Linked DNA regions of Homo sapiens: all the other regions are linked to region 3. Evidence: chromatin contacts called from ENCODE Hi-C or POLR2A ChIA-PET data. All regions are on one chromosome and are shown on one strand. Each heading gives the region's core, a stretch centred on a gene start or an enhancer-like site at or near the end of the contact. The rest is flanking DNA. Distances are from core to core; before and after follow the strand shown. Region 1 holds the start of UBR1 (ubiquitin protein ligase E3 component n-recognin 1). Region 2 holds the start of TTBK2 (tau tubulin kinase 2). Region 3 holds the start of CHP1 (calcineurin like EF-hand protein 1). Region 4 holds the start of ZNF106 (zinc finger protein 106). Region 5 holds the start of TMEM87A (transmembrane protein 87A).

What was found. Hi-C counts contacts between places; a loop is a spot of excess contacts on that map. ChIA-PET counts read pairs that join two places held with the same protein, here RNA polymerase II (POLR2A). Pooled maps may share reads with other maps.
Region 1: a map of naive thymus-derived CD4-positive, alpha-beta T cell shows a loop between it and region 3 (7-fold over the local background). The contact joins the promoter of UBR1 here to the promoter of CHP1 in region 3. A Hi-C loop is called at or near these places in 1 of 168 maps with a recorded cell type or tissue (naive thymus-derived CD4-positive, alpha-beta T cell), 1 of 37 single-sample maps with no recorded cell type and 7 of 50 pooled maps.
Region 2: a map of B cell shows a loop between it and region 3 (15-fold over the local background). The contact joins the promoter of TTBK2 here to the promoter of CHP1 in region 3. A Hi-C loop is called at or near these places in 2 of 168 maps with a recorded cell type or tissue (B cell and naive thymus-derived CD4-positive, alpha-beta T cell) and 7 of 50 pooled maps.
Region 4: a loop to region 3 is called in a map of naive thymus-derived CD4-positive, alpha-beta T cell, with 13 times the contacts of the local background. The contact joins the promoter of ZNF106 here to the promoter of CHP1 in region 3. A Hi-C loop is called at or near these places in 1 of 168 maps with a recorded cell type or tissue (naive thymus-derived CD4-positive, alpha-beta T cell) and 6 of 50 pooled maps. POLR2A ChIA-PET finds 5 or more read pairs at or near these places in 1 of 52 experiments (endothelial cell of umbilical vein).
Region 5: a pooled map shows a loop between it and region 3 (12-fold over the local background). The contact joins the promoter of TMEM87A here to the promoter of CHP1 in region 3. A Hi-C loop is called at or near these places in 1 of 37 single-sample maps with no recorded cell type and 9 of 50 pooled maps. POLR2A ChIA-PET finds 5 or more read pairs at or near these places in 1 of 52 experiments (CD4-positive, alpha-beta T cell).

The regions. Positions count from the first base shown.
Region 1 is chr15:43,102,217-43,108,074 of GRCh38, reverse strand. UBR1 (ubiquitin protein ligase E3 component n-recognin 1) reads left to right here and starts at 2,037. Exons shown (of 47, transcript NM_174916.3): 1 at 2,037-2,133. The coding sequence starts at 2,053. RefSeq lists an enhancer at 1,939-2,218.
Region 2 is chr15:42,918,793-42,924,316 of GRCh38, reverse strand. TTBK2 (tau tubulin kinase 2) reads left to right here and starts at 3,539. Exons shown (of 15, transcript NM_173500.4): 1 at 3,539-3,879. RefSeq lists enhancers at 2,918-3,017, 3,220-3,720, 3,721-4,221 and a silencer at 3,538-3,947.
Region 3 is chr15:41,228,604-41,233,698 of GRCh38, reverse strand. It overlaps CHP1 (calcineurin like EF-hand protein 1), which reads right to left and starts at 2,431. Exons shown (of 7, transcript NM_007236.5): 1 at 2,250-2,431. The coding sequence starts at 2,316. EXD1 (exonuclease 3'-5' domain containing 1) reads left to right here and starts at 2,942. Exons shown (of 12, transcript NM_001286441.2): 1 at 2,942-3,220. RefSeq lists enhancers at 2,588-2,647, 2,668-2,737 and a silencer at 2,858-2,917.
Region 4 is chr15:42,487,409-42,492,887 of GRCh38, reverse strand. ZNF106 (zinc finger protein 106) reads left to right here and starts at 1,747. Exons shown (of 22, transcript NM_001366845.3): 1 at 1,747-1,908. It also overlaps a transcript of SNAP23 not described here. RefSeq lists enhancers at 1,575-1,684, 1,985-2,034, 2,085-2,274.
Region 5 is chr15:42,270,160-42,275,296 of GRCh38, reverse strand. TMEM87A (transmembrane protein 87A) reads left to right here and starts at 1,864. Exons shown (of 20, transcript NM_015497.5): 1 at 1,864-2,042; 2 at 3,174-3,234. The coding sequence starts at 1,899. It overlaps GANC (glucosidase alpha, neutral C), which reads right to left and starts at 2,096. Exons shown (of 24, transcript NM_198141.3): 1 at 787-2,096. The coding sequence starts at 815. RefSeq lists enhancers at 703-1,902, 1,875-2,104, 2,265-2,514.

The sequences.
Region 1 (5,858 bases), core at 788-3,287, 1.9 Mb before region 3:
GAGGTGGGAGTCTTGCTATGTTGCCCATCTCAAACTCCTGGGCTCAAGTAATCCTCCCGCCTTGGCCTCCCAAAGTGCTAACATTACAGGGGTGAGCCATTGTGCTGGCTGAATATCTGCTGTGTCACTTGGAAGCTGCATGTCCCTAACCAAATTATGTAACTTCTCTAAACTTCAGTTTTCTCAGTTTCTCATGACAGTAAAATAGAAGTAGTAACATCTACCTAAAGGATTGTTATTAATATATAGCTAGTGTTATTAATATACTAGTGCTTTGATTACATTAAGATGTTGATAAGTGGCTATTATTTCTTTTTATTTTCTGTTTTTTCTTTTTCTTTTTTTTTTTTTTTGAGACAGAGTTTTGCTCTTGTAGCCCAGGCTGGAGTGCCAGTGGCATGATCTTGGCTCACTGCAAACTCTACCTCCTGGGTTCAAGCAATTTTCCTGCCTCAGCCTCCTGAGTAGCTGGGATTACAGGCACCTGCCACCACACCCAGCTAATTTTTGTATCTTTAATAGACATGGGGTTTCACTGTGTTGTCCAGGCTGGTCTCGAACTCCTGACCTCAGGTGATCCACTCACCTTGGCCTCCCAAAGTGCTGGGATTACAGGCGTGAGCCACTGCCCCGACCTATTTCTGAACGTTCTAGTCTATTTCATTTATCTAGGAATGAAAGAAGAAAAAGAGAAGAGCGTGGGGTAGCATAAGAGAACTACAGAAGTAAAAGCATAGAGACAGGAAGGGACAAGGTAACTTTTAGGGCAATTTTTATCAAAATGTGGGACAATACCTATTGTGGGTTATAGTATCACTTTAATAACTACAACCAGTATTTTGGCTTAAATGCATAAACATATTGCAATTGAATAGAAAATATGACATATTGGAAGTATTGTTTCAGAAAATTTAAGTTTCAGTATATATATACATATTCTATATATACCCATTTAATTTTGTATAGGTGTACCGTGATAAGATGTAAAATGTATTTATTGTGGTTGTTGGGCAAAAAAGGCTGGAAAAACAGTATTTTAGCACCCAGGAAGTAGTTCATTTGAGCAGAAACATTGTTTAGGCAGGAAAGTTCTATAAATCAAGGTGGACCACAGCATTTGGAAAGCCTCCTCTACTTTTCACATTGTTTGGAGCTTTATTTTCTTCCCTTTGTTAAAAATATACTTTAAAATTATTTGTTTTGTAAAAAATTTAAAATACAAATGAAGGTAAAGTAGCTCTTGACCACCTTCTTCCTCCAATCCGAATCCTGGCCCTCAGAGTTACTACTTTGCCCTTTCCCCTTTCAGACTTACTCCTTCACATTTAAATGCCTATGTGTGCAAATATATAGTTTGCAGCAACTTGGCTTTTTTTTCTCTCAATTTATCTTGATCTTTTCACGCAGATTTATCTTGCTCAAGAGCTGCACAGTATTTCAAAATGCGAATGTACCATAGTATATCTTGTCTTTCCTCTATCGATGAATGACTAGGTTTCCAATTTTTTGTTATTTCCCCCCGTGTCCCCCAATAAAGCTGGATCCCGAGCTTTTTTTGTACACATGTGCAAGTGCCCACGGGGTAGAATCCTAAAAATAGAAGATGTGTGAGTACTTTCTTTTTCATTTTGTAGGCTCTGGGGAACTACTGCAGGGAGGTTGGGATACAAAACATCCCCAGGCCAACAACCGGCCAGCTAGGACAGGTTCTTGCTTTAGCCCCCGACAAGTTTTCTTCCTTTCATAATGGACGCTGACTTTGTTTTTTTTACCTCGTAGATGCAACAGTTCCCAGCACCAAACCCAGATATACAACCATTCAGCTACCAAGAGCTACGCCTGATAAATTAGAGGGGAAAAAAAAAATCTCCAGTCCCTTCACGTCGTGACGCTTGCTTCCGGGAAGCGGGCCGGAAGCCACTCCTCGAGTCTGCGTCAAACCCGACTTCAGGGGCCGTCGTAAAAGTGTCGTCCCTGTCTCTCCGACCGGCCACAGGTTTCCGCTTGCCTCTGGCCGGGGGTCGGCAACTGCAGGCGTCAGTTTCCCTCAAGATGGCGGACGAGGAGGCTGGAGGTACTGAGAGGATGGAAATCAGCGCGGAGTTACCCCAGACCCCTCAGCGTCTGGCATCTGTAAGTCCCTATAGGCAAGTCTCTTTTGTCCTCCCCCCGGTCCCTCCCTACTGCGCTTAGGAGGATGTGGGGCTTCACCCCTTATGGCGGCTCTGGGGAGGGGGAGTTATCTGGATTGATCTGGAAGGAAGCCACCGAATAAAAAGTTAGTCGCAACCCACATTTCTGCCAGCCAAGTCTACGGAATATAATGACTTTGTTATGTATTATTCTTGATGATCTCAAGTGTGCATGTCTCTATTCTGAAGTAGAAAGAACCAGTGATGTTATTAGACGGTTTGATGTGGGGGCCGAGGCGGGGTTGGAGCAAGAGCCATTTTCGTATAGAAGCAGTACTAACCCTTTACTCTTGATGATGGGAACGCAGCACCTGGTATTTTATTGCATAGCCTGCTGGCCGGGACCTGATATTGGTAGGTAGTGCTGCTACTGTCAAGTCATGTCTAGATGTGAGGTGTAGTAATTGTCCTTGCGTATAGCATCTTGGGAACCCCAGGCCTAACCCTCAGTGGAGAAACCCATCATCTGTCGCTACTTTTTAAAGGTGAAGAAAGGACTCCCAAACATTTCAAGCCAGAGCAATACCATTAATTGATGTCGGAATCTATACTTTGCTCTTGCATTTTGAAAGAATGGGAAGGCACAGATAGTGAACAAATTTGAGTCACTAGCTACAGGGAGAAAGCTGCCGAGGAAGATAAGAGTAGGGGGCAATGTTAGGGAATGTTCTGGATGCCCAGGGCATCTAGTGTGGAGATATGTAGAAAATATTCAAATATCTGTCACCGCATGATGTTTTATTAGTTTGTCTTTCTAAATAGCAGCATTTAGAGATTTGGGATATACACATTTTTTCTGAAGTTTCTTTGGCTTGTAGTTTAATAAAAACATTATTTTATTTTATTTATTTTTTGAGGCAGAGTTTTGCTCTTGTTGCCCAGGCTGAAGTGCAGTGGTGTAATCTCGGCTCACTGCAACCTTCCGAGTTCAGGAATTGAACTGCAAATTCCCGAGTTCAGGAATTCTCCTGCCTCAGCCTCTTGAGTAGCTGGGATTACAGGTGCCTGCCACCATGCTTGCCTAATTTTTTTTATTTTTATTTTTATTAGAGACGGGGTTTCACCATGTTGGCCAGGCTGATCTCGAACTCCTGACCTCAGGTGATCCACCTGCCTCGGCATCCCAAAGTGCTGGGATTACAGATTAAAAGCATTCTTGAAGGTTTTTTGTTTTTTTTTTTAACCCTGCATACAATTGAACATTGTTTTATGCGAGAACAGAGGGAACTACAGAGGGAGCTACGGCATGAGTCAACTCCAGGGACTGAAGAGACTGTCTAGGAGGTAGGAACAAGGTAGGGAGGGAGTTGGAAAAAGGATTTGGCCACTGACTATGTCAGTGCTTGCCGTTTTCCTCCACCCCAAATAGCAGTTCAAATTCACTTCACTACTGTTCCTGAAGGAGGAAGCATCTTATTTGAGATGATAAGGAATGAGGAGGTAGGACAAATTTAAAAGCAACTGAAACATTTTAATGGTAGTTTGTGAGTTTTGCTTGTTAGAAGGAGTGGGGAAACTGCTGTGGTCAGAAGAATTGTTATAGTTTTGTATCTGAAGACTAATATTTATTTAAAGCTTTGATACATTAATTTTTTCCAGATAATACAATAAAACCCCATCATTCTGGACGTCACTAATTTGGAATTGGAGATAATGATACAGGAATTGAGCTAGAATTTATGTGGCAACTCTTTACCTCAGGAAATATTATTAGATTTTGTTGGGCAGGGCTTTGGGTTTTGCAAAGTAGTAGGTAGATTGTGTAATATAGCCTCAAGGAACTCACAGTCTGGTGACACAGGTAATATAAGGGCCCAAATAATTTTAATTCAAGGTAGAGTAATGTCAGTAAATGAAGTCCTGTGACTGTTAAGCTTTATAACCCCTTTTTTGGCTTGGATCTCTCTGTCTACTGAAGACCCTACAGATCATTCTACCTCTCTCTTTCTCTTTTTCTCTTTTAAAAGCTATTACTGTTTTTAATTTTATTCTAGCCATGGTATGACACTGGCTTCCAAGTTTACTACTTTGCTGTTAAGCAATACAAGCTCAGTTGTTCCCCCTACTCCTTATTGTTTATCTTTAGACAAAGTTAAATAGTATGGGACATTTATAGAGGTTTAAGCAATCGTACAATTTCCATTAGAGTCTAATCCCTGGTTATAGTCTCTGATTTCCTTAAACTTCCTTCTTAGTCTGCAGATCCTTTTTCATTCATATTGCTATTAGTAAGCGTGAAGGCTGTAGTATTCCTAACATTATCTCACATGCAATTCAAATAAAATAATACGTATGAATTAGTGGACATTGATAAAAGCCATTGCTTAAGAATTACCAGGGGAACTGATACTGTAGGTCTGAGGTGAGGTCCAAGAATCTGCATTTTCACAAGCATGTCCTGCTGATTCTGTAATAGTGGTGTATGGGCCACACTTTGAGTAACACTTAGCTAGGTATTTGGAAGTTATCAGTAAATTTATAGTTGAGGTTGTGGGAATGGATAACATCCTTTTTGTTTTGAGACAGGGTTTCGCTTTGTCACCCAGGTTGGAGTGCAGTGGCACAAACAACTCATTGCAGCCTCAATCTCTTGGGCTCAGATGATCTTCCCACCTCAACCTCCTGAGTAGCTGGGAATATAGGCATGTGCCACCATGCCGAGTTAATTTTTTGCATATTTTGTAGAGACAGGGTTTAATTTAATTTAATTTATTTAAGACAGAGTCCTACTCCATCACCCAGGCTGTGGTATAGTGGTGCCATCTTGGCTCACTATAACTTCCACCTCCCAGGTTCAAGCAATTCTTGTGCCTCAGCCTCCCAAGTAGCTGGAATTACAGGTGTGTTCCACCACACCTGGCTGATTTTTGTATTTTTAGTAGAGACAGGGTTTTGCCATATGGCCAGGCTGGTCTCGAACTCCTGACCTCAAGTGATCCATCTGCCTTGGCCTCCCAAAGTGGTGGGATTACAGGCGTGAGCCACTACGCCCAGCCCGGATAAGATCTTTGAGGAGGAAAATGTGTGCATATATATACACACACACAGAGGAAAAGAGAGTGAGACAGAGATGATGAGAAAGAGAGAACAGGAATGATTGAAACGGGTGGAAAATGGAAGAATGAGGTAAGAACGTGGAAACAATAGGCAAGCACGTAGGAGGTGAGAGTAGTGTGATGGCATGGGGTATTATTTTGAGAGGGTGGTTTATTGGGTCCATGATAATGAGGACTGAGAAAAATTGGGAATCAAGAGACTTGTGAGGTAGTCTGCCAGAACTTCTGCCTTCTGTCTTCCTCGACTAGATTTTCTTCCTTAAGTCAATTTCAGAAGATACCTCTTGGCATGATACTCAGCTCTTTTCTATTGCCTGTTTATAACCTCTACCTAGGGGATTTCATCTAGTTCTGTGACTTTAAATACCATTTGTATGTATTCAGTTCCCAAATTTATATCTCTGTGTCATCTCACTTCTGAACTCCAGAATCATAAATCCAACTGCCTACTTGACATCTTCACTTGGATGTCTGGTGTTTCAAACAGTGGGAGCAATTAAGAAGTTGCTGCTGTAACCCAAGCCATAGTTGATGGTAGCTTGCACTGGAAAGGTTATCCTTGGAGATAGAGTGAAGAGGATGAATGTGAGAAAGATTTTAGAAGGATGGA
Region 2 (5,524 bases), core at 2,290-4,789, 1.7 Mb before region 3:
AGGTTACAAAGTGGTACCTAAAGATAGGCAGAAGAGGACATAAATGGAAGGAAAGGAAAAGAAGAAAGAGATTCTTCAATATGTTATTTATTTCATGCTAGGAGAAAAGAAGCTGTGTTAAAAGGGGCTTTATGTCCTGTGTGGGGACTTTTTAATGTCTGAACTTTGGACATTGTATCTTTGAATATGCTGTAAGACTGATCCTAGAGTCTGTCTGATTCCTTTAGACTTATCCAGGGACACATCCTTAGACTTGAGTTATTCCTCTCTCTTATTTTCCCAAGTCTTACTGTATTCGTTATCTCTTGCTGCATGACCAATTATCCCAAAAATTAATGCTTAAAGCAATAGTAAATATTTACTATATCACATAGTTTCTGTGATATAGTAACACATTTTAGAAGTGGCTTAGCTGGGTAGTTCTGGCTTGGAGTGTCTCACAAGGTGGTGGTTAAGAAGCCAGCTGGGCTTTCAGTCATCTGAAGGCTTGACTGGGGCTGGAGGATTCATTTCTAAGAATGGCTCACTAACATAGACGGCAAACTGGTGCTGATTATTGATGTGATGCTTCAGTTCCTTGCCAGGGGAACACTGCATGGAACTGCTAGAGTATCTTCAGGAGAAGACAACTGGCTTCTCCCTAAATAAGTGATCCAAGAACACATAAGGCAGAAGCTACAATGTCTGTTATAACCTGGCCTTGATATTCCCACACCATAATTTCTGGAAAATCCTATTGGTTACACAGGTCAGTCCAATTCAGTATGGAAAGGAATAAATAAGAATGAGAGTAAGTGAGGTAGGGATCATTGGGGGCCATCTGGAAGTCTGGCTACCACATTTATGTATTAGAGACAGAGTCTTGCGTTGTCACCCAGGCTGGAGTGCAGTGATGCAATCATAGCTCACTGCAGCCTCGACCTCCTGGGCTCAAGCAATCCTCCCACCTCAGCCTCCTGGGTAGCTGGGACTACAGGGGCCAGCTAATTAAAAATATATATTTTTTGTAGAGACAGAGTCTCACTATGTTGCTAGGGCTGGTCTCCAACTCCAGGGCTCAACAGATCCTCCTGCCTTGGCCTCCCAAAGTGCTGGGATTACAAGTGTGAGCCACTATGCTCAGTTTATTTCTTAAAAGAGATACATGCATATATATTTGAGTTTTATATATATACTTGAGATCTATCTATATCTATAACTCAAAGGGGATTCCTAAACTCCAGTACCAGCTCTTGAATAACATATTACATTGACATTTAGCCTGACTGAAAGAGTATCTCTGGGGACAGCTCAATAATTCTAAAATGGAAAAGACTGGAGAAAAGGGGAGGCTTTTATTGCTAAGCCTAATTTCAATGAATCTGGACATTTTTTCCCTAGAAACTTTTTTTTTTTCTTTTTTAAAGACAGGGTATCTCTGTTGCCCAGACTGGAGTGCAGTGATGCGATAATAGCTCACTGCAGCCTTGACATCCAGGGCTCAAGCAATCCTCCTGCCTCAGCCTCCCAAGTGGCTGGGACTACAGGTGCATGCCACCACACCTGGCTAATTTTTGTATTTTTAGTAGAGACAGGGCTGGCTAACTAAAAATTTTTTGTGTGTAGAGACAAGGTCTTGTTATGTTGCCCAGGCTGGTCTTGAACTCCTGGGCTCAACCGATCCTCCTGCCTCAGCCTCCCGAATAGCTGAGACTACAGGGGCATGCCACCATGCCCGGCTAATTAAAAAAAATTTTAAATCCATGCTTCCGTGATCATTTTGTGTGTGTGTGTGTGTGTGTGCAGAAGGAGTCTCCTTATGTCTCCTTACATTGCCCAGTTTGGTCTTGAACTCCTGGACTGAAGTGATCCTCCCACATCAGCCTCTCAAAGTGCTGGGATTGCAGGCATTAGCCACTGTGCCTGGCCCCTATAAACTTCTTTAATTTTAAAGAAAAATATTTACAGAAACCCTAATGTTTTCTTATTCAAATTATGTGATTGGTCAATACTCTGAAATGAATGAAGTACTCTATTAGACATAGTAATAGAAAAAGTAACGTGTGGTTTTAATCAGTAGAAATAAAAAACAATTTGGCAACATCTTTATGTTTGCATAGAACAAGATGAGCTGCATCATCACTTGCCTTTAATGTACATTTTGTCCTGCTTTCAATCCAAGGATCTGGACATGACAGAGAGTAGAGATGCCTGCTGTTTTTAAAAAGAATGGCAAGAGGCTGTGGCACTTCCTGAGCAAGAAGAAACAGATTCTATAGGAACAGTTCCAAGATTGAATATAGGATTAGTCATTTACCTTTCTATATTCTTAATCAGCTTTAATGACAATGTCACTTGAGTGAAGAAAAGGATTTAAAGTAAAAATGAAGTTCATAATTCATTACATTCTTTCCATTCATGGCAGAACCCTGGGGATCATTGTGATTCTTAAGTAGAAAGGACATTAGATGTGGGGCGTATGAGAGACCTGAGTTTTGGTTTTGCCACTGATTAGTTTATAGCCTTAGGAAAGCTGTTTAGCGTTTTTCATGTGTTTTCTCTACTGTACACTGGTGGGCAAAGATGGGAGAGGTGCTTAATCTTAAGGTTTTCCTTCGCCAAAGCGACTGACACAACACTAAATAGAAACGCATCCTGCACAGCGTCCTTGCTCCGCCCTCCTCGCTTTTCTTTGAAAGTCTTTGAGCACCTCCCGCATACACTTGCTCAGCATCGCATACTGGTGTGCACCGGGGCTGGCCATTGAGTCTTTAGCTGGTGGTGTTTCACAAAGGGAATGAAATCTTGTTCTTGGGTTGTGAAACCGTAAGGACACTCCGGTCTCCAAGTTGACATTCGTTTATGGAAGTGCCCATCTCCTTTCCTCGTCACACCTAAGGCCCTTCCCCAGTCCCCCAAAGATGATTAGCTTCACGTTAGGCGGTTCTGGGGACGGCGCCAATTTGCGGGATGCTGTCAGCGCTGATGCTGAGGAAGAGGATGGATCCTTAAGGCTTGCAGGGCCTCACGATTTGGGCCCTTCATCGCGACTGCCTCAGTGTGTAATTTCGTATCGTGACAAAGCATTTCCGATTTTATTCCGAAAAGCCCAACCATGGGGTCCCAACCATCCCTCTATAACCAATTTAACTGTCACGCTAGGAGAACACCTATGTGCGCAAACTACTTGTCTCGGAAGCCCTACTTCTCTCCTCGGGACAGGCGGGGAGTTGCGGCTATGGCTGGAACTACGAGGCCCAGAATTCCTAGGCGCATGCGCGCTGCCATTGTGATGCTCCTTTCCCGGTAACTCGCCCTCTCAGGCAAACCTGAAGATAGCGGCAATTCTCCGGTGGGGGGCGGAGACGGTTTCTGCCCGACTCTCCGCCCCCTTCGTGATAGGCAATGGGACTAGCCAACCGACGCTGCGAGTTCGGAACGCACTCTCCAATCAGCACCTGTAGCGGAGAGGTGGGCGTGCGCGCTGGCAGGGCAGGTGGGCTAGGCTGTGTCGGGTTACGAGGGGGGAGAATAACGTCGGGTCGGGTCAGCGGGCTCTGCAGTAGTCGCCGCAGCGGCGATGGGAGCGGTGGGGACGAGGCGGCGGCGGCGGCAGGAGGGGGAGCAGGTGCTGGCACAAGAGCAGCGGCTTGGGGGAGCCGGCAGCAGCAGTAACAGCAGCAGCAGCCGCCGCCGCCGCCGCCAGTAAACGCGGACGGTACCCCAGGGGACTACCCAGCCGGCCGGCCCTGGAAGCCGCGCTCGGGTCCCGCCGCAGTCGGCGGTGGGGGATGGGCAGGCAGTGGCGGTCCCGCCTGCCGAGGGTTAACCCCCGCCGGTCCCGGTCCTGAGCTGGACCAGAGCCCTCCTCCAGAAACCCCTGCGTCCGCCACGGCCCAGGTAGGACACACCCCCCGACCCCCCAGGGCGCCGCCCTCCCCCAGTCTCGACCCCCTCCTCCGGCCGCACCCCTCGCCGAGTGACCGAGCCTGCTGAGGAGGGGAGGGGTACCGGGGACTTTCAGTTCGCTGCAAGCCCGGGGCTCGTGCCAGACCCCGTCACTCTCCATCTCGGAGATCGTTCTGGTTCTGCCCGATTTCCCCGAAGGCTGCCGCCTCGTTTTGCCCCAGGCTTTGGGTGTCTTCACTGAACTTGGAGGGTCACGAAGCTTCGTTCTGCGTCTCTCTCTGTGGGTGACCCACATATCACTTGTACCCATGCCACTTCTGGTACCAGCACCGAACACGAAGGATTCCTAGGAAATCTGAGCGCTTATTTCCCACCCCGCCTCCCCAACTATCATGGAAAGGAACATGGGACTACTGAATCTGTTTGCTGTGTTGTAACGACAGTGAAGGCCGCGACTTTCTTGTACTTAGGGTGCTGAAGTAATGATCTGAGGGATTTGCTCGTCATTTGCTGTGGCAGAGATGATGTTGACACCCTGGGATGCTGTGGGAGGGACAAAAGACTCACGTATATGTTCTGTCAAATCGGAGAAGTAAATAATCCATTGGGATGCCAGGATACTTTATTCTACAGCGAAGTTAATTTTGTATCCGTCGAGGCTACAGTAGAGGTAAAAATGACATTGAGTTGTACTTTGCTTTGAATTAAAGTTGATGGGTAGCAGCAATCCTGGTATTAACTCTTCTCTCTCATCGCTTTAGAAATTATTCTTTCTTTGAACATTAAAGAGGACAGTTTTATTATACACTTCTAATAATGTGAAGATGTTTTGTAATTCAGTAGAAATTGAGTTTCTGTGTGTGTAGGAGGGTCATGTTATGAATGGGCACATGTAGACACACACGCAGAGGGAGGATCCACTCAGTGTGTTTTGTTAACAATGTTTGGTTCTGAGCCATTGATAATAGTTGCATTGGTATCTAAACCCTGATTTGCCACAGTATAACACAAAGATGTGTTGGCTGTGTACCTTTGGCTAAATGGAATAGAATAAAGTTCATTTGGGGATAGAAGGGGGAAATGATTTTAACTTATCAAGGGAATTGAATGCTATGTATTGCTTGCTTTATTTCCTTTTTTTTTTTAAATAAAGAAGCAGTAATGATGACAAATATAGCTTAATATGATTAATCTTGAGGCATTTGTCTGAAGTCAAAAAATGTTTCAAATAATGTGTGTGTTATATTGTGATCTATGCAAATTGAAAACATTGAAGGAAATCTTTGATTTAGAAGCTTATGTTTTCCTGTATGATAACATTTTATCAAGACACCGAAGGGGACATATGAAGCATGGTTTTAAAGGAAAGTTTCTCTTAACATTTTTCTTTTATGATAGAATGTTAGGAAATGCTTTCTTCCCTCTTCCAGTTTTAGACACAGAAGAAATTAAAGTCCATAACTTCATTAATTTAATATATAATATCAAGTTGATGCAAATTTGTACATTGGTTAGGGGGCTGAGAATAATATATCTTGCTCATTATCTTGTACTATGGTTAATACATAATTTAGTAAATTCTCTATTGCATTATATATGACTTTAGATTGTTGTATCTTCTTTTGATTTTAAGTGT
Region 3 (5,095 bases), core at 1,182-3,681:
TCTTATGTCATGATGCTAATCATAACTCTCTTGGGCTTATCTCCCCAACCAGGTTGGGGGCGTTTTTTGTCACCATCTGCTCTGAGTACCTAGCACAGTACTGAACAGACACTGTAAAAATTCAGTAAGCACTTGTTTCACTAAGCATTCTGGCTCAATACATACATTTGCACTGGTTGTGGAGAGAATCTCCCTCACAAGTGACTCACTCTTTGGCAATGGGGAAAACAGCTTTTCCATGAGCACTTAGTTGTTTGTCCACAAGCCACATGGTAAAAATATCCCATCCAGGTCATTTCCATTTGGTCAAATGTATATAAACCAGAATGGGATTACTGCTCCCTTCATTCTGAAGCAAAAATGGCTTTTTGCATCTTCACTATGGTTTACACTTTCTCATTATGTGACTCTATATTTATTTCTCTTTGATTCTGCTTATTTCTCCATGTGACTCTTTAACACAAATACTTTAATTCGGTGTCACCCTAGACCTAAAGTAGTACTAATTACAAATGTGGCCAGAAGTTATGGCCACAAAACGTAATAAAATGCTTGTTGAATCCAAACTGCTTGCGTCTCCACTCCGAGGGTCAGAGTAAGTCAGTGGCCAAACAAGTACTGCAAATTATAAAGAGCTAACTACTTTGGGTCATTCAAATCGTGAAAAGGACTGCCTTGGTAGGTGGAGAGGTTACCATCATTAAATGTCTTTACAGAGAGGCTTAAGGGCCATATTTTAGGGGAGGCTGAAAGAAGCAAACCAGTCCAGAAAGGGGTGGGGCTAGAAAACATCCCTTCCAACTTGAAAACTCCAGAAAGTTGAACTTGTCACAAAGCAGAGAACAGCACTTAAACAGGCCTGAAAAATTCTGTAGTTCCCCATAGCACTCCTCAGTACTATCTGCATATGGGCCGGAGTGAGTTACTGGTCATGTCATTATCAAAGACAAGTATGATGAAGAGACAGAGCTCAGGTGCTACATCCTTCATTAACTCAATAAGAATCATAAAGGTTTACTGAAAAGATAAAATATTGTATGCATCAATACAATTGTATCATACATTGCATTATCAAGGACTATTCAAAGTTATGATGGTATTTTACAGCGCTTCAGAATCCCGAGTCCTTTTGCTCCTTTGTTCAGACTAATGAGGAAGAGACTGGACTATAAAAAAAAAAATCAGTTCTGCAGGGCACGGTGGCTCACACCTGTAATCCCAGCACTTTGGGAGGCCGAGGTGGGTGGATCACTTGAGGTCAGGAGTTCGAGGCCAGCCGGGCCAACATAGTGAAACCCCATCTCTACCAAAAATACAAAAATTAGCCAAGCGTGGTGGCAGGCACCTGTACTCCCAGCTACCTGGGAGGCTGAGGCAGGAGAACTGCTTGAACCTGGGAGGCGGAAGTTGCAGTGTGCCGAGATCACGCCACTGCACTCCAGCCTGGTTGACAGAGGGAGACTCCGTTTCAAAAAAAAAAAAAAAAAAAATCAGTTCCTAGTACAAATTCACACGGAGATTTTTGGAGCACATCCAATTTCAATAGCGAATAAAAAAGTACACCAGCATAGTAGAAATCAATACATATATGAGATTAGGACAGCAAGTATCGTCGTGTAAGTAAAAAACTGGTGGTCACAGTATCCGTGTTTTTTCTCTAGAAGTTCAGATTGAAAGAAGTCTCACAATCCCAGACCCCTGATTGTTTAAAGGTCTCCAGGCATCGGGTCATGTCTCCCAAAGCCTTACTACACGGTCTTGCTTTCTGGGTGGTTTTCCCAATTTGTGACAAGAACTTGTTTGTAATTTCCCATAGTTGTCAGAGGTTTTAGGTCCTTACCCAGAAACGGATTTTCTACAGAATCCATCTCGAGTTCCTGAATTTGCTTCTCGGGCTTTACCTACTGTTCAGGATGCCTCTTCATAGGGAAGGGTGGTGCGAGGCAACAGAAAGGAAAGGAGTTCGGGGACTTTGATGGGCAGGGTGCAGAAAAGGGGGGCGTCGACGCTCTACGAGTGATCAAGAGTCCCGATTTTGAAGGGAAGGACAGCCCCACAGTAGCTAGAGCCCCGCTCCAGGAAGCTGCAGCTGGAAGAACAGGTCTTCCAGCTCTCGGTCCCCAAACCTGGAGGCTGCCCAGGACCCCCCAACCTCACAGGCACCCGAGCTCCAGACCTTAGCGACAGCCGCCCTTGGTTGTGAGGCCAGCCTGAGGCGCCCGGCGTTCCCACCCCCAACCCGAACTCACAGCCGGTCTCCTTCTTGATCTCCTCGAGCTCTTCGTCCCGCAGTAACGTGGAGGCCCGAGAACCCATCGCCGTGCCGGGAGCTCCTCCGGGAGCAGCGGCGCCAGAAGAGACGGCGACAGGAGGGAAGGAGGGAGGGAAGGAAGGGCTAGGGGTCAAGAAGGGAGAGGGCAGTGTTTCCACTGCGGACCCGGGAGGGAACCCAGGGGTGGTGCGCTGGGGAGGGCGGCCCCGAGGACCCGCCAATCAGGCGCGAGGCAGCGCCCGGCTCAGGAGCCAACGTCAGCGTTCGAGTTCCAGCCCCGAATGAATCAGCCCAGCTCCAGCCCAAGTCCTGCTGAAGACGGACCCCGCCCCCGGAACCGCAGCTGCCACCGGCCTTAAAGGGGCGATGCCACTCGGTCGCTAACGACGCAATTAAAAGGGCAACGTCATTGACCAACAGTTTTACAACAAACTAACCTGCGACAGGCAGCGTAGTCTACCTTTTCTCACAGGAATCGAACACTAGGAATCCTACTCGATAGGTGGCACGGATTGCGGAGAGAAACTTCGCGTGGGGGGGAACCCTAGGGTGTACCCTTCGGGGACTGCACGCGCTCTTCATCTTTCCTGGCTGCCGTCCTCCTCCCGGCCGCAGGGGGCGCTGGGGAGCCGGCCTCGGGGCCGCGTGCTGATTGGCTCCTCGGGAAACAGACGAGACTGGACGTTGGGCCGGGCGGGCGTCGCCTCTGCGGCGTGTGTCCCCGGCGTCGCGGACCTTTCTCCAGGTTTTCAGCCTGTGATTTGATAACCGCCGCCGGGTGGCGTGGAGCGTCCCGAGACTTCTTCCTTCATTGCAGCCCCTCTTCTTTTAGTTCTAGACTGAAGTTCGAGGAACGCACCACTTGGCTGAAATTAGGATCCAGATTTCCCAAACTTCCTTCGGAGGAAAAAGCCCTAACGATGGAGGACAGTGAATTCCTAGCTTATGGTCCGCCATTTATTTGAAGTTCCTTATTTTGTCTTAAAAATGAGAAATTTTGCATTTTATTCTCATGGTGTATTGTTTGTTTTGATTAAAAAGGTAGGCCTGGCACGGTGGCTCACGCCTGTAATCCCAGCACTTTGGGAGGCCGAGGTGGGCAGAACACCTGAGGTCGTGAGTTCGAGACCAGCCTGACCAATATGGAGAAACCCCATCTCTAATAAAAATACAAAATTATCCGGGTGTGGTGCCGCGTGCCTGTAATCCCAGCTACTCGGGAGGCTGAGGCAGGAGAATCGCTTGAACCCGGGAGGCGGAGGTTGCAGTGAGCCGAGATCGCGGCATTGCTCTCCAGCCTGGGTGACAGAGCAAGACTCCGTCTCAAAAAAAAAAAAAAAAAAAGGTAAAAGCCACCCGTTAAATTAGTGCCTACTCTCAGGTGAACCAGTTCTTACTGCTTCACCTGCCTTACCCCTTCACACCTGTTTGGTTAGAACACGTATAAGATAAGGAAGAACCGAATTCTGACTGCTGTTAGTACCCAAGTACCAGGATATTTTTGTCGTAGCAGGCTTTCCCAGGTCAACTTAAGTTACTAGTTTTAAGTGTTACCTAAGGCTTTACAGCTTAGCCTGAGGCCCCACACGTTCCCTGCAAGCTGAGGTTCTAGTTTGAAGAACTAGAGTTTTGTTTGTTTGTTGTTGTTGTTGTTGTTTGAGACGGAGTTTTTGCTCTTCTGCCCAGGCTGAAGTGCAAAGGCGCCATCTCAGCTCACCGAAACTTCCGCCTCCCGGGTTCAAGCGATTCTCCTGCCTCAGACTCCCTAGTAGCTGGGGTTACAGGCATGCGCCACCGTGTCCAGCTAATTTTGTATTTTTAGTAGAGACAGGGCTTCTCCATGTTGGTCAGGCTGGTCTCGAACTCCGTATCTCAGGTGATCTGCCCGCTTCAGCCTCCCAAAGTGCTGTGATTACAGGCGTGAGCCACCGCACCTGGCTTGTTTTGTTTTTTTGCGACAGAGTCCGGGCTGGAGTGCAATGGCCTGATCACTGTGCATTTTCGGCTCACTGCAACCTCCAGGCGGGTTCAAGGGATTATCATGCCTCAGCCTCCTGAGTAGCTGGGATTACAGGCGCGTGCCACCACGCCCAGCTAATTTTTGTATTTTTAGTAGAGACAGGGTTTCACCATATTGTCTAGGCGGGTCTCAAACTCCAGAACTCAGGTGATCCACCCGCCTCGGCCTCCCAAAGTGTTGGGATTACAGGCGTGAGTCCCCGTGCCCGGCCTTAGAGTTATTTTTATGATTGTCGTGCACTTGTCTAACCTAGTGATGTTGTCCTTTGTACTCAGTAACATTTTGGATATGCCCGTCTAAGAGCTAAATCACTGGAGCTGCTTTGTATGTTGGAATATGGCTGTGATAGGAAAATTTTGTCAGCCCCATGAATGTCCCTTTTCTCAGTCAGCCTTGAAGCCCATCTCTTGATGCTGACCTTACTTTTTTCCTTCCTAATCTTGAATCTTAGTGTTTGCAGCTGTCTCCAGTCAAAGCTTTCTTTGCTTCATGTTAGTATTTTTTTCTGACTTTAATTTTTTTTTCTTTAATGTTTCTCTAATTCTCTTATTTTCCAGGTGTTTCACAAACTTTCCTTTCTTGGGTACCTTTTAAAAGTATAAATTGCTTGAACCCGGGAGGCAGAGGTTGCAGTGAGCCAAGATAGCGGTACTGCACTCCAGCCTGGCGACAGAGTGAGACTCCATCTCAAAAATAAAATAAAAATAATGTTTGCCTCTATTAAGGGCTGTTTTCTTTTTCCAGTTTTATGTATTTTTCTTTAAAAATTCTCCTTTTGCCTGTTGGATTAACTTAAAGAATGG
Region 4 (5,479 bases), core at 498-2,997, 1.3 Mb before region 3:
GGGTAAAATAGTTCCTCCATTGCATGCCTTTGAAGGAGAATAGAATGAGCAGCGTACCACAACCCTTGAGTGTTTCAAGGACTTGTGATGTCACAAACACGGAATTGGAAGTTTCCTAAACCTCTAGAACAAATCTGGATTTACATAGAAGAGGTTAATATAGCCGCTTCCTTTCTTTTTTCTCTCTCTTTTTTTTTTTTTTTTTTTTTTTGAGACGCAGTCTCGCTCTGTCGCTAGGCTGGAGTGCAGGGGCGAGGTCTCGGCTCACTGCAACCTCCGACTCCCGGGTTCAAGCGATTCTCCTTCCTCAGCCTTCCGAGTAGCTGGGACTACAGGCACGCACCACCACGCCCAGCTAATTTTTGTGTTTTTAGTAGAGAAGGGGTTTCACCATGTTGGCCAGGATGGTCTCGATCTCTGGACCTCATGATCTGCCCACCTCGTCCTCCCAAAGTGCTGGGATTACAGGCGTGAGCCACTGTGCCCCACCGCTGCTTACTTTTATTTGAGACGTTGAAGGTCTTGTTAAACAGAGATGTTATAATCTCAATAATATAGGAGGGACACTCCACATAATTATCAACCTGAATGTCATTTCATTTATCTGATAGTCTTAGTCACTAAAATTAGGTTTCTGAGGGAATGGGTATGGGCTAAGTTTAATAATAAATATAGGCGGCCGGGCGCGGTGGCTCACACCTGTAATACCAGCACTTAGGGAAGCCGAGGTGGGCGGATCATTTGAAGTCAGGAGTTTGAGACCTGCCTGGCCAATATGGCGAAACCCCATCTCTACTAAAAATACAAAAATTAGTTGGGCGTGGTAGTGCACGTCTGTAATTCCAGCTACTTGGGAGGCTGAGGCAGGATTATCGCTTGAACCCGGAAGGTGGAGGTTGCAGTGAACCAAGAGAGCGGTTCTGCACTACAGCCTGAACGACAGAGCAAGACTCCATCTCAAAATAACTAACTAACTAACTAACTAAATAAATAAATAATAAATGTAGGCTGGGCGCGGTGGCTGACACCTGCAATCCCAGAACTTTGGAAGGCCAAGGCAGGCAGATCACTTGAGCCGAGGAGTTTGAGACCAGCCTGGGCAACATGGTGAAACCCCGTCTCTACTTAAAAAATATTATAAATACCTTAGGCATGAGTAAGAATAAAGTCAGTATTATGGAATGTCTGCTCTGTGATAGGCAGCATTCATAGATAAACACTTGACCTATGTTATTTAATCCTAGCAACACCCTGTGAGATAACATTATCCTAATTTTAACTCAAGAACCTGAGGTTCCAAGAAGAATTGTAATTTACCCAAAGTCACAAATTATTCGTAGCTAGTCCAAGATCTGAAACTCAGGTCTGGCTGTTCTAAAGCTCTTGCACCTTCCATTCAACTTCAGAAAGTTTTACAAGGAAGGAGTGTTTTCAAAATGTAGCCCGAACAGTTGCCACTGACTAAAGGAAATGGCGGGACACCAAGGAAGAGAGTAGGAGCTACAGGGAGGCCGGGAAAGAACAAGGAGAAACAAGGAGAATGAAAAAGGGACCAGGGAGGCTGTTCATAGCGTCCAACGCTGCGTACTGACTCTCCCGCAAGCGGGCCTGCCTTTGTTCTTCCTCCATTCTTTTTGAGAAAAACCTCTTCCTGTGTGTCCGTTGTTCACTCTCTTGTGTTCAAATAAAGCTAGATTATTGAGAACTGCGGACGGCAAAGGAAAAAAAAGCGAGCGTGACGGCTTCGGTGTGCGCCTGCGCGTTGGCGGCGGCTGTGGCGGGGCCCGGCGGGGAGCGGGTCCGGAGCAGGCTCCCGGACCCAAAACTGAAGGGGGCGTCTGAGGCGTCAGGGAGCTCCCTCGCCTGGCTCTCGGCGGCCTGATGGAGTAAGAGGGGTTGGCTGTGAATGTGAGTATCGACGGGCCGGCCTGCGTTGAGCGTATCGGAGCCCAAGGGTCCTGGTCGTCTGCCCCTTAGGGAGGTTGTGGGGCTGCAAGACACCACCGGGTTTCTACTCCTGCAGGCTGCGGCTCAGGGGCAACCTGGTGGTCCACTCTCCCAGAGCCGGCGCGGGTTTATGGGCAGGCGGTGCTGCTGGCTTCGGGGTACGGATTTTCGCGGGGGCGTTCCAGCTCTGCTCCCAGCCCCAGAAGGAAACGTGGCTCCAAAGCCTTGACCTTTAGGGGAAGCCACTGACCTCCTTCGTCCCCAGTTGGGCAGGGAGTCCAAAGACCCTGGTCCTTAAAGCCCGTAGGTCTCAGGCCAGGGACACATTTCAACCTCTCGCGACTGACAACCTCCGTTCTTTTTCCTCCTTTCGTTTCTCTCCTTGTGGGATGCGTCTTGATAATAACAACTAATAACAAATAGTAACAACAGCTTACTGTGTCCGTTTAATATTTAGTCCGAATCTCGGTGTATAATTGTGGAGAGGAAATGCTTTACATCCTCTTCCCCTTTCAATTTGTTGTGTAATCATCTTTGAGAGTAAGATTAAGGCATCTTATTGAGAAGTTTGAGATATCCGTGGCTTTTAGCAACTTGAGACTGTCATCCTAGGTAAGCGAAGTTCTCTTACCTAGCAAATAAGTGCTGTATCCACCATAATGGTTTATATCCAGTTTATTCAAAGCACAAATAACTTCTTTTTTTTTTTTTGAGACAAAGTTTCGCTCTTGTTGCCAGGCTGGGGTGCAGTGGCGCGATCTTAGCTCACTGCAACCTCCGCCTCCTGGATTCAAGCAATTCTCCTGCCTCAGCCTACCCAGTAGCTGGGATTACAGGCACCCACCACCATACCTGGCTAATTTTTTGTATTTTTATTTATTTTTATTATTATTATTTTTTTTAGGACGGAGTTTCGCTCTTTCGCCCAGGCTGGAGTGCAGTGGCGGGATCTTGGCTCACTGCAACCTCCGCCTTCCAGTTTCAAGAGATTCTCCTGCCTCAGCCTCCCGAGTAGCTGGGATTGCAGGCGTGCACCACCACCACGCCCGGCTAATTTTTGTATTTTTAGTAGAGACGAGGTCTCACCATGTTGGCCAGGCTAGTCTCCAACTCCTGACCTTAGGTGATCCACCCACCTTGGCCTCTGAAAGTGCTGGGATTACAGGCTTGAGCCACCACGCCCGGCCCACAGATAACTTTTGAGTGCTTATTAAGAGCTTAGTACTGTTGTAAATAGCATGGGAAATCTTAAAATTTGCTTTAAGCCCCGTTCTCAAGTTTGGTCGTGAATGAAATAATGAAAGACAATTTTCAGATGCAACTAGAATTTATTTAGTATCTACTACACATTTGCCAATACCGCGCCATGCCTAGAGTTAACTCTTGAGTCTAGAAGATAGTAGGAGCCCTTTAATTAGAAATACTAGATGGTTTTCGAGGAGAACTTTAAAATGGCCTGGAAGGGGCCAGGCGCGATGGCTCACGCCTGTAATCCCAGCACTCTGGGAGGCCGAGGCGGGCGGATCACCTGAGGTCAGGAGTTTGAGACCAGGCTGACCGACATGGAGAAACACCGTCTCTACTAGAAATACAAAATTAGCTGGGCATGATGGCACATGCCTGTAATTCCAGCTACTTGGGAGGCTGAGGCAGGAGAATCGCTTGAACCTGGGAGGCGGAGGTTGCAGTGAGCCAGGATTGTGCCATTGTACTCCAAAAACGAAACTCCATCTCAAAAAAAAAAAATTAAAAAATAATAAAAAATGGCCTGGCAGGAGGTAGAGGGTGTGAACGAATCTGATCAGGCTAGTTCAGAACCTATTGTGTGTGTGTGTGTGTGTGTGTGTTGTTTTTTTTTTTTTTTAGAGAGAGCCTTGCTTTGTCGCCCAGGCTGGAGTGCAGTGGCGCAATCCCAGCTCACTGCAACCTCCGCTTCTTGGGTTCAGGTGATTCTCCTGCCTCAGCCTCCCGAGTAGCTGGGATTACAGGTGCCCACCACCATGCCTGGCTAACGTTTTGTATTTTTAATAGAGACGGGGTTTCACCATGTTGGCTGGGCTGGTCTTGAACTCCTGACCTTAGGTGATCCACCCACCTCAGCCTCCCAAATTGCTGGGATTACAGGTGTGAGCCACAGTGCCCGGCCTCAATTGTTTTGATTAAAAGGAAGATATTTAAAAAGGAAAGACTATGAATAGTGATTATTGTACATCTAGATTAGTGCACGTGTAGTCTGAAGGCTGCTCTACAAGAGTTGAGAGGAATGGAAGATGCTAGACGACTTGGTTCTGGGACCAGGAATGGCTCAGTGAGAAGTCTATGTATTGTGTGTTTTGTAATTGGGAGTATCTTAGTGGAGAGTTTAGGATTAATTTCTGTACCCAATGAATAAGAGCACCTGGGCAGACAAGTTACATATGAATGCTCTACTTGGACCTCTAGCATGTGAAATCACTAGTGGAAACTCTACAGTCGAGTGTGTGTGTGTGTGTGCATGTTTGTGCATGTTTTAATCTGAAAGAAACTATCAAGAAGCTCCCAGGTCTTCATCAGTGAAGGATTGGTTAAATAAATGTATGAATTTGCTAGAAAGAATGAGCCAGCTCTATATGTGCTAATATTGAGTGACCTCCCATATAGTGAGAAAGAAAAGGTGCAAAAGAGGGTGTGCATTTTGCAACCACTGTGGTTTTATAAAAATATTATGTATTGCATATACAATTGTTCCTCCATATCCGTCCATGGGTTCTGCATCCATGGATTCTACCAACTTTGGATGGATAATATTTGGGGAAAAAAAATTCACAAATTTCTGAAAAGCAAAACTTGAATTTGCTACGTGCTGAGTACATACTACATTGCATCCACATAAATGAAGTTATGTGTAGGCATTGTATTAGGTCTTACATGTAATCTAGAGATGATTTAAAGTATACGGAAGGTATGTGTAGGTTACATGCATATACTGTGCCATTTCATATAAGGGTCTTTAACATTCTCAGATTTTGGTATTGAGGGGGATCCTGGAACCAATCCCCCATGGATATCGAGGGACAACCATATATGCATAGAATATCCTCTGTGGAGGATAGTCAAAATCATAGAGACAGAAAGTAGAATGGTGGTTGCTAGGGGTTGAGGGAGGGGGAAATGAGTTATTGTTTAATGGATATAAAGTTTCAGTTATGCAAGATGCAAGTAGTTATGGAGACGGATGGTAGTGTTGGTTGTACAACATTATGAATGTATTTAATACCACTAAACTACACTTAAATGGTTAAGATGGTAAATTTTATGTTTTGTATTTTCATGCAAAAAAATTGAAAAATATCTCTGGAAAACAAATAAGAAACTCACAAGAGTGGCTGACTGGAAGTGGCGGTGGCTAGGAAACAGGAGGGGGTAGTAATAGTTTTTCCTAAAAGCTTTTTTTTTTTTTTTTTTTTTTTTGAGACAGGGTCTTGCTCAGTCACCTAGGCTGAAGTACAGTGGCATGATCATGGCTCACTACACCCTCAAACTCCTTGGCCCC
Region 5 (5,137 bases), core at 615-3,114, 1.0 Mb before region 3:
GCTCAGGCTATCTTCCTGCCTCAGCCTCCTGAGTAGCTGGGACTACAGGCCCACATCACCACGTCTGGCTAACTTTAAAATTTTTGTAGAGACAGGGATTCAGCATGTTGCCCAGGCTGGTCTGAACTCCTGGGTTCAAGCAATCTGCCCACCTATAGGCCTCCCAAAGTGCTGGGATTACAGGCATGAGCGAACCGGCCCAGTTTATTTTAATCAAGTGTACAAAGATTGGAGAATCTTTTGTTTCCTCTTTACAGCTTCGAAGAATTAACTCTGGGATGATATAGGAAGGGGTGATTATAGATGAATTTGGAAAGCAACATGCCTGAAATTCACGTGTTAAGAGTTCTGATTGCAACTTTTCCACTGTTAATGTTATTTAACCATCCTTTTTTTTTGGAGACAGGGTCTCACTTTGTTGCCCAAGCAGTGGCAAGATCACAGCTCCACTGCAGCCTCCAAATCCATCCTCCCAGTGGTCTCCCAAGTAGCTGGGACTCCGAGGGGGCGGGGAGGGGGTCTCGAACTCCTGAACTCAAGCGATCCTCCCACCTTAGCCTCCCAAAGTGCTGTGGGATTACCTGCGTGAGCCACTGCACCCGGCCTATTTAACCATCCTGAAAGTATTTTATGAGAGGCTATTAATATCAACTAACTTCCCGCGAATTGAGAGAAAAGATAAAGGTCAGCAAATACCAAATACGCAAATAAGAAATGCAATTAAAACACTATTCCCTGTTTCTAGGGACCCTGGGGTCACTCGCTACAGAAGCACTTGGCCTTTACCTTATTTCCTCTTTCACTGCTGCTTCCATGGCTTCTCTGTCACTCCGACCAGCTCCCAGCTCTCAGGACAAGGGCCCTGGGCGATCTTTTAAAAAAGCCGATTGGGTGTCTTTCTAAAATTACAACCAGTACTTCATCGTCAAGTTTCTGGGAAGGGAGTCCCCTCCAGATTCTCATGGAGTGACAAATCTTGACTCTTGCTCCTGGAATTTTTCAGGCCCAAACTAGCGTTTCTACAATGATTTATTTGGCAAATTTGTCTTGATTATGGGTGGCTGATGAGGAACGTGCTTTTGTTAGGAACCGAAACTGGGCGGCGGTGAGGGCGTGTACGCAATGAGTCCTAGAGGGTAAAAATCAAGAGCGTTAAGAACCTGGAAATGCCGAGACGGCCTCCCTGACTGGGACGAAGCATCTGCAGATCTATCTCAGTGGCGGGGTCACGCCACAGATTTTGAAAACTGACCCTCTCTGTCTCCGTTTTCGGTTAAGGGTGGGAAGTGCCGGCCGGGTCTTTGCTGGAGGCTAGGTCTCCAGCCAGATTGTACTGCAGCATCGTACTCTTCAGGGCTAGAAGGGGCCTTTGAAGGTTGTTACACTACCCAGTCTAGGAATCGCGTGTACTCCACCACCGCCGAATTCCAGCCTTTGCTTAAATACCACCCAAACCGGAGAACTCACTACTAGACGCCACTTGGGCAGCCAGGCTTAGGGCTTTTCCAGACTTTCTGGCCCCAAAGTCTGACATTGACTTAGAAGGGATGAAGGGCTGGGGCGAGCGGAAGTAGAGAGCCAAATCCTGCACGGGGTGCCTGCCTGGTCCTAAAACCTTTAACGGCTGGGAGACAGAAAAGACTCAGGCCAGGCTGGCATGTAGCGATCTCTCTAACCCAGCTGACCAGGTTCCAACAGGATGACGCCTGCGCAGTAGGTCCAAAGTCTCACGGCGCACAGACGACTGTCTGAGAGAGGGGCCGCTACGCCGCACAGCAAACAAGCTCCGCGACGTTTCCAGGACCCGGATAATCCCGCCCTTAGAGCAGAGCCGGAAGAAGGCGGGACGAACCGGAAGAGGGTGAAATGCTTTCGGTAGGCACTCCACGGCTGTGAAGATGGCGGCGGCTGCGTGGCTTCAGGTGTTGCCTGTCATTCTTCTGCTTCTGGGAGCTCACCCGTCACCACTGTCGTTTTTCAGTGCGGGACCGGCAACCGTAGCTGCTGCCGACCGGTCCAAATGGCACATTCCGATACCGTCGGTGAGTATTCACTTCACTAACGTCTGAACCTAGAGGAGCAAGGGGTGGGGCTACGGCGGCCCAAGGGGTCCATGAAGGTTCCGCAAAAGTCTCTTCAAAAGGGGTGGGGTTGCTGGGATGGTCTGTGTGGCTAGCCAACTGGGACCCACCTCCCTGGAGTGGAAAGCCGCGCACTTCTGTGATTAGGCTAGCGGGAATGTAAGGGCCACTTCAGCAACAGAAAGGAGTGGTGGAGCGGCTTCTCATCAGAAAAACAGAACTTTCAGTGCCTGACTTGAGATGTAAACTTGATGTACAAACGGAGAGTTGTTTATCTTTCAGATGTTTCACAGAATCCAGTGTCCCCGGGTTGGATAAGAAAGATATGTAAATAGGAGTCTTCATTTCTTTCTTTCTTTTTCTTCCTCTGCACTTCTTGGTCCCTGGGTAATTCTGCTTACGAGATGGTTCGACTTCGCTTCAACTTTGGAATGGCTATTCTAAGCTTTACTGTGTGACTAGAAAGCATAGAGATTTAAGAAATGTGTTTTAACATGGGAATGGTTAAAATTGAAGAAATAGTACTTAAAATTTAATGTGGTAAGGCTAGTCTTTCATTTGGATAATTAACTACATGGGTTGACCCTTTCTGCCCCTTACCCATTTTAAACCTTATTTCAGTAACAGGTATAGTCCTGTGAGCAGACAAAAACCAGATGCAGGGAGGAAATGCTGAAAAGCATTAGCCCCATTAAACCTACGTTGGCCTTTTTGTTTCATTCTGCTCTGCTCACTGACTGTAATGTCCAAATCTTATTTGGGCTTTTATTATGGTAAACGTTATACCTTTTGTTCAGTGGTGAAGATTTTCAGGTGTTCAGTTAGGTTTTTACTTGTTACTAAAATGGTTAATAGTTAAGTCTTTTTAGATTTGAAAATAAAACTCTGGTTATTTGCACACAGAATAGTTCATTAGAAAAAATGATTGGTTATTCTGAGCAGTGATTGGTGAGTAAAGGGAATGAACTGATTAAGGGGTACGTCCCATAAAGATTTAAGTTAAGTTGGAATTTCTAGCAGTCTTAGATAGTTATATGATGCTTTGGTAATTGAAGCCATCTGAGGCTAATTATCTTTCCTTTATGTTTGCAGGGGAAAAATTATTTTAGTTTTGGAAAGATCCTCTTCAGAAATACCACTATCTTCCTGAAGTGTGAGTTTTTGAATTTCATGAAGTTTTAATTTGAATTTTAAAAATTTATAGGTAATGTTTTAAATTACCTATTTTATAAGTTCTGAAATCTAATAGTCTGGCATTATCTAGGTATAAATATTTTTAGTATTACTAAGGTCCTTTTACTGAATCATCTTCAAAGTACTCGTGTGAACTTTATTTTCTTCTCTTGTTTTTCTGGTGTTTACATTGCATATATACACTATGTAGACATTATATATTAGTATATATAATGTATATATTAATATATATGCTGTATATACTACATTGAATATTCAGTCACATCTCAGTCGAATTACATTTACAGTTGATACTTTCTGAGAAAAGCATCCTTAGGTGATTTTGTCATTATGCAAACATCATAGAGTATACTTAAAACTGGATGGCACTACACGCCTAGTTTGTATGGTACAGCCTATTGCTCCTAGGCTATAAACCTGTATAACATGTTACTGTACTGAATGCTATAGGTGGTTGTAACACAATGGTAAGTTTTTGTATATCTAAACATAGGAAAGTAGAGTACAAATACGATATTACAATTTTATGGGACCCCCGTTGTATATGTAGTCTTTCATTTACTGAAATGTTATGTAGTGAATGACTGTGATTATGTTGGGGTTGATTCCCTGCATGGTGGTTTTAATCTGTTCTGTGTAGATTAAAGAGGTTTTACTCTTGTGTGCTTGTTAAATGTTTACTGCAAACATGACCTAGGTTTGTCAGGCCGTTGGCTGTGAAGGAATATATTTAGTAGATCCTTTATTTACAAAAGGAGTATTTTACTGCTTTGGAAGAGGAAGCTCAGATATTATCAAGAAATAGGGATTATGTAGAACAAAACTAGTTTGTCTAGTGGAAAAATGACTGTATCTGAATCTAAAGTATCCCATTGTGTGTTCAGTAAAAGCTTCCTTTTAGTTCTGAAACCGGCTTTAATTTAGAGAACGATTGATCGTGGGCAGCTTTATTTCTAGATGAGGGATAAAAATCCTGATGATAGATGTGTGATTCTATGCATACTGTCTTCACGGAAGTGCAAAATTTTAAGTCATAGTTGGATAATTTTATTCTTTTCAATTGTTTAGTGAGTAATTATTACTTATTGCATAGACTGTGGGGAAGTAATAGAAAAATGTTCTTCCCTCATCGAGCTTACATTCTAGTGGGAGTGAAAACAGCAGGTAGAATTTCTCTGAAGAATATATACTGTATCCATGAATATGTAATCAGTCTCCTGACCAGTGACTTATATTTGATTTAGATCAAATCTACTCTGACACTGGCCTTGTGAGATTGGTTTACTGGGTAACCTAGTAACCCTTGTCTTTTGGAATAGCTTGACAGCCTGTTTGCTGTTTTATTCTTTTATTAGGTCCAGTCTTTTTTTCTCGTGTAGTTTGATCTAGTGGTGTTTTGCCAAGTTAAACCAACTGCATTTTTTTTAAGATGGTGTCTCACTCTGTCACCCAGACTGGAGTGCAGTGGTACGATCTTGGCTTACTGCAACCTCCACCTCCCAGGTTCAAGCGATTCTCCTGCCTCAGCCTCCCGAGTAGCTGGGATTACAGGCATGAGTCTCTATGCCCAGCCCTAACTGCGTATTTTGAAGTGTTTATATTTCATTGTTTTTGGAGGATTTGAGGCACTTTATTTTTTGTTGTTGTTTTTTGAGACGGAGTTTTGCTGTGACGCCCAGGCTGGAATGCAGTGGCACGATCTCGGCTCACTGTAACCTCTGCTTCCTGGGTTCAAGCGATTCTTCTGCCTCAGCCTCCCGAGTAGCTGGGACTATAGGCGCGTGCCACCACGCCGGCTAATTTTTGTATTTTTAGCAGAGGTGGGGGTTTCACCATATTGGCCAGGCTGGTCTCGAACTCCC